Linked DNA regions of Homo sapiens: region 1 is linked to region 2. A link is an interaction called in ENCODE POLR2A ChIA-PET data of the cell type or tissue named here. Cell type or tissue: A673. All regions are shown on one strand. Each heading gives the region's core, and the rest is flanking DNA. Links, peaks and the distances in the headings are about the cores only.

The links. Peaks named below come from ENCODE experiments on the same cell type or tissue, not always from the same donor. Only the 100,000 strongest peaks of a DNase experiment are listed, where the experiment ranks them.
Region 1: POLR2A ChIA-PET joins it to region 2 with 5 read pairs; 3 of 35 experiments call an interaction of 5 or more read pairs at or near these places.

The regions. Positions count from the first base shown.
Region 1 is chr5:32,385,262-32,389,261 of GRCh38, forward strand. It overlaps ZFR (zinc finger RNA binding protein), which reads right to left. Exons shown (of 20, transcript NM_016107.5): 13 at 3,208-3,413; 14 at 2,288-2,438; 15 at 247-388. Among named protein-coding and RNA genes, the nearest start is that of MIR579, 7.2 kb to the right of the region's middle. In A673, for the core only: no CTCF peak of the experiment used is centred there; no DNase peak of the experiment used is centred there; H3K27ac peaks cover 1,056 bases.
Region 2 is chr5:32,568,528-32,576,535 of GRCh38, forward strand. LOC124900954 (a long non-coding RNA gene) reads left to right here. Exons shown (of 5, transcript XR_007058719.1): 5 at 2,564-3,205. Among named protein-coding and RNA genes, the nearest start is that of SUB1, 13 kb to the right of the region's middle. RefSeq lists enhancers at 4,634-4,723, 5,014-5,073 and a silencer at 7,999-8,008. In A673, for the core only: no CTCF peak of the experiment used is centred there; no DNase peak of the experiment used is centred there; H3K27me3 peaks cover 301 bases.

The sequences.
Region 1 (4,000 bases), core at 1-4,000, 190 kb before region 2:
AGCAAGAAAAGAAAGAAATCAAGAAAATCAATCATACCATAGTGTTTTATATAAAAATACATCACTAAAAAGAGCATTTACTCTGTGGGAAATTATCTTAGGCAAAACCGGTTGCTAAATAAGTCAAATCTATCAAATTCACGTGTAATGCCAGCATGTTGCCTTCTAGGGCTTAATGCCATCTTAAAGAGTAGATAAATGAAAAAAAAAGTTAATAGAAAGTAGAAAGTTTAATGGCTTTCCAACCTCCTTCCCTCATGTTCTCTTCTCGAATAATTGGAGATGTCAGTGTGATAGTGACTTGCATTTTGGGTTCCACACATGAATTCAAAATTATTGCCGCTTCAGATACAGCACATTTTATGTCATACTTCTCAGGGCTTATAACCTGTGTAATGAAGATGATAAGAAACAAATTGGATCTGTTGTATTAACAAACAAAAGCACTTTCATTATGGCTCTTTCACTCTCTTACTACCCTAACCATTCTATATGAGGACCAGATTATATACTGCTCCTTCTAGGAAGCCCTGCCGTACATGCCAGTATTATTAGTCTTACTCCCTACTTTCAGAATTCTGTGTTGAACTAATATTTACCATTGTTTGTATTGTGAGTTATTTGTACATAGGTCTATCTCTCTTAGATAATAAATTCTTGGATAAAAGAAACACTGCCATATTTATAACATATATTTGCATAATTTGAATGAAGCTAAAATAGCTACCTGACCTTAATAGGAGCTACAATTTATTCCCATATTGTACATTTTCTGTGAAATACACATTTTATCAGGGAGCAGAAAGTCTCAGTCAATATCCAGAAAAACCAGGATTTGCTGTAATTTGGTAGACAGGTAATAAGCTCCATTTTATACGAACAAATGAAGACTCTACAGAAACTACATACAGTATTTCCAGTATAGTATCTAGGTTTAAATCCTAGCTCTGATACTTTACAGTGATGCGATGATAGACAAATTATTTAACTATCCTGCACCTATTTCTGTAAGATGGAGAAAATAATTGTACCTAACCTATAGGGTGGCTGGAAGATTAAATGAATCAACTATATAAAGCACTTACTATAGTATAAATTAACTATAAATTAATTTTATTTCACTTGCTTATCCACTTATATAGGTGGGTTTGAAGAGTATTCCACTTTTAGCTTAACTGGTTGTTAGTTATTTAGTTATGATATATTCCTTGGTTTGCAGTTTTACTAAGCACCACAATTAGGATCAAGATGTTTCTCGCAAATTCTATGATTCTTCCAAGGCTTCCAAACCTTTTATTTTCCCCCTTCATTGCCCTAGCAGCCTCAACAGGAGTAAGAAGTAAACACACAACACAGCCAATTCTCCTGGCTCCCGATAATTAAAAAAAAAGACTCATCTACAATAAAAAATTTCCCATCTGGAATAATGGTAATATAAAACAAGCAACAGTAAGTGCAGAGTTGTCAGTTTTAAGTTTAATAGTGTGCTTCATTGTCCCTTTTGTCATCAGTTGCTCTGCTACAGTAAGGTACTGTTCTAATTCACTACTGTAGAATACATGTTACCAATGAAAGCTGATTCCTTGAATTTAGAATGCTTTATTAAATTGCTAGTTTTATACCCTCAATTATGAAAGGAATCACTATTTTAAATCTCAGTCATTCTGACAAGCTAATATATAAAATTTTTATAAATTTAAGCTTAAAAAAAGTTTGTTTTTGTAGGACCCAAATAAAATACTCTATTAGTTTTGCATTGCCATGTTTTGCTGGATGGAGACGAGAAGTATTTCCTACCATTATAAACATGTAGAAAACTGAAAATATTCACAATAAAACTGGGGAAATTAAAATCAGAAACACTATTTTAGTTACTACATTTTATTAAAAGCATTAAACTAAATAGGCAAGAGATTCATGAATTAAAAAAATTTAACCTTGCTACACATGGGATTTTTTTTTTAAAAAATCACTTTGTCCTAACAACTGCCTTCTTATGATTCAAGTCTTGGAAAAAGAACAAGAGAAGGAAGGCATATGCTGCAATTTTACATTTTTAAATAAATCAGCAAGATGGCTTCATGCCAAATATAATCACTATAAAACCTAAAAAAGATGAAGTAGAAAATAGTTTCATCAGTTTGCACAATCAAACAAAAAAACTCAATACAGAAAGTCAAGCCAAAATTTTAAAGGCTGGCTTAGGTTTAAACCGAAGCACAGTCAGTCCCGCCAAAAACTTCTGAACCAGACAAGGGGTAAAAATGAACATTTCCATAATACTTACAGCAAGCTGTTTGGGTAGGTTTTCTGCAATACGGCTTAATAATGTCTTTGAAGGTTTCTCTGAGCACAGCAAAACAAGGTTGACATTTCTATCTCCTCGGAGAAGTAATCCTTTTGCCAATACTCCCACTCGCAAAACTCCTTTCAAAGCTCTGCAGTAAAATAAAATTATATTATGATATTTCTCTGCTTAACCAGAAGCATGATATTCTGTAAACATACAATAGTAAGTGAAATAACTTTTGTGCCATTAAAATTTCCATCAACCGCAGTAGAAAGACATCCAGCATTTTTAGAACTATACTTCATTTAAGCAATGTGGATAAAAAAAAAAAATAATAAAGAGCTAAGTTCTTTACAGAAAGACAACTGCAAAGCAATGGACATTAACACTTCTGTTTCTTATTTCACAAGTCAGAATAATAGGAGTTATGTTTAATGTAATACAAAAATATTTCCAAATGGTAAAAGGAAAATAAAAAGTTACAGCTAATAATGCAAACTTGACATAAAGACATTACTAAAGCTTAGGCTTAATCATGCTTTACAGTCAGTGCTTTAAGGAAATAGTTATTAAAACAAAGACTGAGTGTGGGGCAGAAGCAACAAACAAATAAGAACAGAAAAACAGCAGCTGAGTACAACTGTAAAACTATAATGGCTGCTTTGAAATAGACTCAAAATAGTTTATATAAACTTAAAATGAGTACAATTACGAGGTTAGACACTACATGTGTCCGTGGAACTTGTGTATTTCTATTTTTGCAAGCAGCTGCAGAATACATGAAATATCGAACACAGGCATGGTTAAAACACATAGAACTCACACCAGAGTTACCAGTCATAAGCTATATTTCAAATGTAAGAAGTCCACATAAGAAAAACCAAAATTACACATGGTAAATAACTTTCAAAACACACCTGTCTTTACCTCCCTCTTTCTTATCATCTCCCTCTTTGTTCTTGTTCTTCTCATGTTCAGACAAACTGTCTGAAACGAGTTTTAAAGCACGTTCAGTAATAGAAACAATTTTCTGAACTGCCTGTAACTCCTCTTCAGTTGGATAAATGGTGGCATGTTTTGTCATTACATAACGGTCATCAGATGAGTCAGGACGACGTAAGGGCTACAGAGAAACAAAGTTGCTCAATTTAAAAAAAAGTTTCCTGAGCAAAAGCAAATTATATTTTTCAACTATACATATTTGTTGTATCTTTTCAATAAGAAAGCCTTTATCTTCTTTTTTCCATTTCAGTAAAAACGAAAATGCAAACTATGGAAAGTTATACCATCAAGACTATATGTATGTATGCATGCATGCATGCATGTACACCCACTTTGCCTCAAAACAAGTAACATTTCTAATACATATAAACCTAAAGCTATGAAAATGCTCTTTACTCAACCTTAGAAACCAGTGATTCTGAAACTTTCTTTGCTTTCAGTAATTCAAGTCTTACAACTGCCAACCCTCTGAGCAAAGATAAATGAGAGAACAGGTTAAGGAAGAGAAGTCTACTTTTTTCTTGTAACTGCTCTATAGAGAAACAAATCTTGTTTTTGGTAGACTGAACTTACACAAGATGTCCCTTTTACCCAGCTTCTGCATCTCTCAAGATGCAGATTTTTCCTATAGTCTTAATAACACATCAACTCTGGGGCTTATCTTAAAACCATTTTATCTACCCCTTATCTTTCACTCAATTTAGAAGT
Region 2 (8,008 bases), core at 2,469-6,468:
ACAGAAGGAGACTCCATCTCAAAAAAAAAAAAAAAAAAAGAAATAAAGTTAACCAAAAGCAAAAGCAAATAGTAGGAGACATTCAGCTTTTGTTTGAGTGCTCCCCTGGGTGAAGGGATGCCTTGCTTCATCAAAATGTCTAGACTCAGAAATTAAAATGTCTTCAAGGGCTCATAATAGGAGGAAGATTGATAAATTATACCGCTTAAAATGTCTTTCTTCACATTGTTCAGGGTTTGGTAAACTCCTCAAGACCTCAAGGCCTTGCTTATCTATAAGCTATCCAGAGCTGGGGACTGGGGTGAGAGAAAGTGAGGTGTCTGTTGTGTAAAATTTAAGAAGTAAGGAGACACTTAGGGTGATGCAAGTCCAGGGTCAGTGTGGGCACCAGGCACCTCTCTTGCTTCATCTGAGTACTGATTTTGAGGCTCTCCAAACTTTAAGAGGAGCCAGAGCCGCCTTCTATCACTGGAAAGGACACAGGAGGGTACAAAAGGCTTGGAAGACATTCCCAGGGCCATGAGTAATCTTTTTCTTCTTCTTTTTTTTTGAGACTGAGTCTCACTCTGTTGCAAAGGCTGGAATGCAGTGGCGTGATCTTGGCTCACTGCAACCTCTGCCTCCCAGGTTCAAGCGATTTTCGAGCCTCAGCCTCCTGAGTAGCTGGGATTACAGGCATGTGCCACCACACCAGGCTAATTTTTCTTTTTCTTTTTCTTTTTTTTTTTTTTTGTACTTTTAGTTGAGATGGGGTTTTACCATGTTGGCCAGGCTGGTTTTGAACTCCTGACCTCAAGTGATCTGCCTGCCTCAGCCTCCCAAAGTGCTGGGATTACAGGCATGAGCCACCACGCTTGGCCACCATGAGTAATCTTGAACCACATTTTGTCTAGCTTTGGAGATAAACCCTTACTGGGTCTCTCGGTCTCAAAGTTTCCCCTCAGCTCTGACACAGCCTGTTTGTAGTTTAGGGTTATTTTACTTATTCCCCATGATGTCTGTGTTATCTTTCCATTTCCAGATTGTTTATACTCTTCTTTCAGGCTCTCCAAGTAGTATTTCTCTTTTGGCCTTCTGAATCTTATGTTTCTCAGTTTGCTTGCTCCTTTTTCAAGGCAATTGCCAATGTGGTCATCCTTTTTTTTTTTTTTTTTTCCTTGCACTTAATAATTTCTAACTTACTATTTGTGGTAGGTTGAATAATATGTCAATCAATGGTATCCATGTCCTAATCCCTGGAACCTCTTGATTTTATCCCTATAAAGCAAAATAATTTTTTTGCAGATAGGATTAGGTTAAGAATCTTGAGATGGAGAGTTTATTTTAAATTATCTGGATGAGCACTAAGTGTAATCACAAGTGTCCTTATAAAAAGGAGGAAGAGGGAGATTTCATTATGAAAGTAGGAGATGGGACACAGAAGCAAGAGCTTGGAATGATTCAAGAAAGGGGCCATGAACCAAGGAATGCAGGCAGCCTCCAGAAGTTAAAAAAAGGCAAGGAAACGGATTCTTTTCTAGAGCCTCTAGAAGAAACCAGCCCTGCCAACACCTTGACTTTAGCCCAGTGAAACTGATTTTGGACTTCTGAACTCTGGAAATGTAAAACCCTAAATTATTGTTATTTAAAGCTACTGAGTTTGTGGTAATATGCTACACCAACAATAGGAAACTAATATAATATCTTTATGTCACAGTAAGTAGTGCAAACACATTTCTACACTATATACTCCATGAAGGAGGCAGCATCACCTGGAGTTAACAGTACTGGCTCTGGAGCAGTCAAACCTGGGTGTAAATCCTGGCTGATCCCTGTAGTAGACATTTGTCCGTCTCTGTCTACCCAGGCTTTTGAACTTTCTTCCTGTATGAGGCAGAATGTGTTAGTTGCCTTCCTACTGTTCACTCCTCATTTTCCATTACTAACAGCATCCTAATTTGTACAGAGTGATAAATTTCACCATCTTAGGAATAATCAAATTTTAGTCTGGGCACCGTGGCTCATGCCACGTAGCTTAAACTCCAGCACTTTGGGAGGTCAAGGCGGGAGGATCGCTTGAGCCCAGGAGTTCAAGACCAGCCTCGGCAATGTAGTGAGACCCCATCTCAAAAAAAAAAAATCCTGTTTTTAAAAATAAAAAAATAAAAAAAAATATTTTACAGTCTTCCTTGAAATCACAAGCAGCCACTGAAATAGTTCTTGTCAAGTGTTCATTTCTGGGAGAGACTTCAGAGGGGGCCTAAAAAGGGGTTAATTTGACTGGCATGCACCTTTGTCCTTTGACTTATCCTTCCTTCACAGAATGCCACACGCTAAGGATGGTGGTGTGGAAAGGAAGATATATCTTGGGTCGCTAACGGAATTGTGAGGATGACCTTCTAACTCTGGACTGTATCCTCAGACTTCTTGCTTTGTGAAAAGAATAAGGGCCTAGTTTGGTTAAGCCACTGGTTTTTGTGTTCTCTGTTATGTTAACCTTATAATTCATTATTTCTTTCACTCTAGTGGAATTTCTATTTTTGATTCTAGTATTCTAGTACATTGTACATGTATCTGTCAACAGATTCTAAACTCCCTGAAGGAGACAAATTACCAGTGGACAAGAACACAGCCTCTGGAGTCCAATAGGCCTGGTGCATTCATTAGGGTAAGTGGTGCTAGGTGCTATAACAGATAAACCTCAAATTATTTGTGACTTCACACAATATAACCTTATTTCTTCACTCATATGAAGTCGTTTTTAGTACACATTGCCATTTATGGACATAGGCTCTTACCTTCTCATGATTCTTTGCTGCTTAATCTGGCTAGAGTGGTTTCCTGATGTACACAGTGACAAACTCAGAGAGACACAGCTACTTACTAGATTGAGCTATAAGAAACTGATGACATATGAACATAAATACTGTCTACAAAATGGCAGTTTCACATGATTAAACCTAACTTCACATGTGATTTTGAGCAAGGGACTCTCTAAATCCATTTCTTTAGCTATAAAATGGGGTACCAATACTCATTCCCTCCAAGGAGATTATAAAGATCAAATAAGAGGATGTATGCAAAGAACTTCGCATACAGGCTGACACAGAGTCAGTAACTCAAACAGGTTAGGTATGATTTACCCAATGCCTAGCACAGACTCTCTGGCACATACTAGCTATTCTTTAATTATATATATGCATGTATGTATGTATAAATTGAGATAGAATTCACATACCATAGGCTGGGTGCAGTGGTGCTGTAATCCCAGCACTTCAGGAGGCCAAGGCAGGCGGATCATGAGGTCAAGAGATTGAGACCATCCTGGCCAACATGGTGAAACCCCTACTAAAAATACCAAAATTAGCTGGGCATGGTGGTGTGTGCCTGTAGTCCCAGCTACTCCGGTGGCTGAGGCAGGAGAATCGCTTGAACCCGGGAGGCGGAGGCTGCAGTAAGCCGAGATAGTACCACTGCACTCCAGCCTGACAACACAATGAGACTCCATCTCAAAAACAAAAACAAGTCACACACCATAAAATTCACCCTTTTAAAGTTACAATTCAGTGATTTTTAGTATATTCACAAAGTGATATAGTCATCATCACTGATTCCAGAACATTTTTATCACCACAATCAGAAACCTCATACCTGGCTGGGCGCAGTGGCTCACGCCTTTGGGAGGCCAAGGCAGGTGGATCGCCTGAGGTCAGGAGTTGAGGTCAGGAGTTCGAGACCAGCCTGGCCAACATGGTGAAACCCTGTCTCTACTAAAAATACAAAAAATTAGCCGGGCATGGTGGCGCATGCCTGTAGTCCAAGCTACTCGGGAGGTTGAGGCAGGAGAATCATTTGAACCCAGGAGGCAGAGGTTGCAGTGAGCCAAGATCAAGCCATTGCACTCCAGCCTGAGTGACAGAACAAGACTCTGTCTCACAATAAAAAAAAAGAAACCTCATACCTGATAGCAAGACCTTGTCTCTATTTAAAAAAGAAAAAAGAAAAAAAAGAAAAAAGAAACCTCATACCCATTAGCAGTCACTTTACCTTTCGAATGAATCATCTTTGTTTCAAAATGGCTGGCATAGTACCTTGCTCTTCGAATTCACTCTGTATTTATTGATTCTATTGGCATCTCCTGTAGAGTTGACAAAACATTTCTTGTTTATTCAACAACAATGGATAGTATGTCATTTAATTTGTCATTTAATATGTATGTGTGTGTATGTGTGCACACACACACAGCCCCCCCACATTTATGCTCAGGGAATCAGATTCTCCCACACCAAAATAATAAAATGACAAAAATAATAATAACAATAATATTGTTGATAACAATCCTGGTTGTGCATTTTAAAATGACAGAAGGAGGCTATTGTGATATGATGCCATGGGCTTTCCACCTCTGAGAGAATTCACAAAGGAGGCTGGAAAGAAGCGCTCCAGTTTCTACATTCTCACGTGCAATCACCTTCTTTCTCTCCTTGTTGGCAGTCACTGCAGCTCAGCTTGCTGAAAGAGAAGAAACTGAGCCAGTGTCTAAGAGGGTGCCTCAAAAGTTCCTCGACTGTATTAATCTTTTGATTTTAGAACTTTTATAAATAGCACTACTTTGAACACACGCAAAGAAGGGCAAGTCAAAGTGAAAATAGCCCAGTTCTTCTTCTTAGCTAAGAATGCCTCCTTTCTATACCTATGAGATTGGACAGGATGCATCACTGGGGGACTTTGCTTGATTCTGTTCAGAGTCGCAGCTGTAAAAGCAGGTGCATTTTTTTTTTTTGCCATTTGACATTCTTAAAGAAAAGTCATCCTGGAAAACAACCCAATTTAGTATTTGCATTACTCTGCATGGTTGATGGTTTCAAAAGATTAATGTTTATTTTGGGAACGGTTCATCGTTTTTATCTTTGAAACAGTCAACTTCTCTTTTACACCTGCTGTGGCTACGAGAGCACTGTGCTGGCTTGGGTCCTTCATTAAAAGTGTGAGCCGCTGTCAAGAAGGAGAAAGAAATACTGTGCACTTCACTGAAATATATTACCTTTTTTTTTTCTTTCTTTTTTCTTTTTTTTTTTTTGAGACAGGGTCTCACTCTGTTGCCCAGGCTGGCCAGTGGAGCAATTACAGCTCACTGCAGGCCTTGACCTCCTTGGCTCAAGTCATCCTCCCACCTCAGCCTCCCGAGTAGTTGGGACTACAAGCACATGCCACCATGGCCGGCTAATTTTTCTATTTTTTGTAGAGATGGGGGTTTCACTTTGTTGCTCAGGCTGGTCTCAAACTCCTGGGCTCAAGTGATCCACTCTCCTCTGCCTCCCAAAGTGCTGGGATTACAGGCATGAGCCACCATTCCCAGCCCTATTTCCATTATTTTAACTTCTAATGCCTGAAAATGAATAGATACAAGAAGAAACATTTAAATGGAGATGTAACTAATCCAATGGCAAAACATTAAAAAAAAATTAAAATAAAACTTACTGACCAAAGAAAGAAAGAAAAGTAGAAATTAAAATGTTTCACTATTGGGTTCAATGTACATTATTCAGGTGACAGGTACACTAAAAGCTCAGACTTCACCACTATACAATTCATCTGTGTAGCCAAAAACCACTGAACCCTTACAGCTATTGAATTTTTTTTTTTTTTGAGACGGAGACTTGCTCTGTTGCCTAGGCTGGAGTGTAGTAGTGCGATCTCAACTCACTGCAACCTCTGCCTCCCGGATTCAAGCAATTCTCCTGCCTCAGCCTCCCAAGTAGCTGGGATTACAGGCACACACCACCATGCCCGGCTAATTTTTATATTTTTTTAGTGGAGATGGGGTTTCACTATGTTGGGCAGGCTGGTCTGGAACTCCTGATCTTGTGATCCACCCACCTCGGCCTCCCAAAGTGCTGGGATTACAGGCATGAGCCACTGCGCCTGTCCAAAAAGTTTTTTAAAAAGGTCTGGGGTGGGCCAGCCAACTGGTTACACAGTTGTCTGGGATCCCATGGAATATTTAACCTGACCTCTGATGGGAACAGGAAACTGAGACCCAGGGAGGTAAAATGACTTGCCCTTGCCCTGTTATGGTCAATATCACTGTAGGTCTCTGGACCCAGCTCTTTAGCAACCTTTCCATGCCTCTATGCAGCTCCCCATGTATCAGTTCTCTGAGAGAATGCAGCTTGGGCATCTGTAACTCTTAGGTTGAATTCAGGCAGTTTACCACTTCTCCTTGGCTCATAATGTCTAGGACAGCCTTGAATAGGTTCAGAAATCATGTGGCAACAAAATCCCCCCTTGATATCATGGTATATGGGTTATGTTTGGTATTTGCAAAGCAAACAACTGGGATCAAATTCCAGCACTGCTACTTAGCCGCTGTGTGACACTGGTATCTTTGTGTCCTAAGACTGTAATAAATTGTCACAAGCTTCGTAGTTTAAATCAACAGAAATTTGGCCAGGCATGGTGGCTCATGCCTGTAATTCCAGCACTTTGGGAGGCTGAGGTAGGTGGATCACTTGAGGTCAGGAGTTTGAGACCAGCCTGGCCAACATGGTAAAACCCTGTCTCTACTAAAAATGCAAAAATTAGCCAAGTGTGGTGGCAGACGCCTGTAATCCCAGCTACTTGTGAGGCTGACAGGAGAACTGACTGCTTGAACCTAGGAGGCAGAGATTGCAGTGAGGCGAGATCATGCCACTGAACTCCAGCCTGGGCGACTAGAACAAGATTCTGTCTCAAAAAATCAATCAATCAATCAACAGAAATTTATTATCTTAAAGTTCTGGAGGGTAGAAGTCGAAAATCAAGGCAACGGGAGGGCCATGCTCCTCCTGAAAGCTTTAGGGAAGAGTCCTCCCTTGCCTCTGCCTAGTTTCTGGTGCCTGCCCGCAATCCTTGGTGTTCCTCGGCTTGTAAGATGCATCCAAGTGTCTTTCTGCTTTCTCTGGTAAAGACACAGGTCACTGTATTTGAAGCCCATCCTAATTTAGTATGACTTTGTCATAATGTGATTACATCTGCAAAGACCCTATTTTCAAATGTAGTCACAATCACAGGTACTGGGGTTAGGACTTGGGTAGATTTTTTGAGGGGGGTTACAATTCAACCAACTAACTCAGGTAACTCCCTTCACCAATCTGAGTACAGTTTCTTCCTTTCTATAATGGAATAAAACACCTCTCTCCCAGGCTTAATGTGAATACAATGAGATGACATGCATAAGTGCCCGGAATATAGGAGGTGCTCTGAAGATGCTGCCAACTCCCCCTTGGATTTCTTTGTTCCTAAAGTCAAGCTCAGTGATCGCACATAGTAGATAAGTTTGGCAGTTGATTGATTTTCTAAATCAGAAGTGTAAATGCCCAGTGGACTTTGCACCAAAGGACCCAGAGATCTGGCTATGCATTCTCTAAGTGTCTTTTCACAAGGCAAGACTCTCCCAGTCCCTCTTGGAGAATCACTTTTGAGACACATTTACTAGTTCTACCTGCTTTCTCCTTAAATCACCATGGATAGCAGCATCCTTTCTGCACATCTCGGGTTCTGCTTGGATTTAGCATTAACTCCTTGATAACATGTTATGAGGACAAAATCTCTGCTTTCTGTGTGGAATTGACACAAAGATATTTACACTATTGAATTAAGGCTTCTAATTTGGCTTTATAGGTGAGCTCCTAGTCAGAATACTGAAGAATTAATAAAAATTACATAAATGACCTAAAGAAATGTGAATTCATATAGATTGTTTAAAATGGGCAAGTTTTATTAGAAAACTATCCTATTTAACAGCATCCCTGGTAAATAAGAAAACAAACAAACAAAAATGGCTGGGCGCAGTGGCTCACGCCTGTAATCCCAGCACTTTGGGAGGCCAAGGCGGGCAGATCACCTGAGGTCAGGAGTTCGAGACCAGCCTGGCCAACATGGTGAAACCCCATCTCTACTAAAAATACAAAAAAAAAAAAAAAATTAGCCAGGCGTGGTGGCAGGTGCCTGTAATCCCAGGTACTTGGGAGGCTGAGGCAGGAGAATC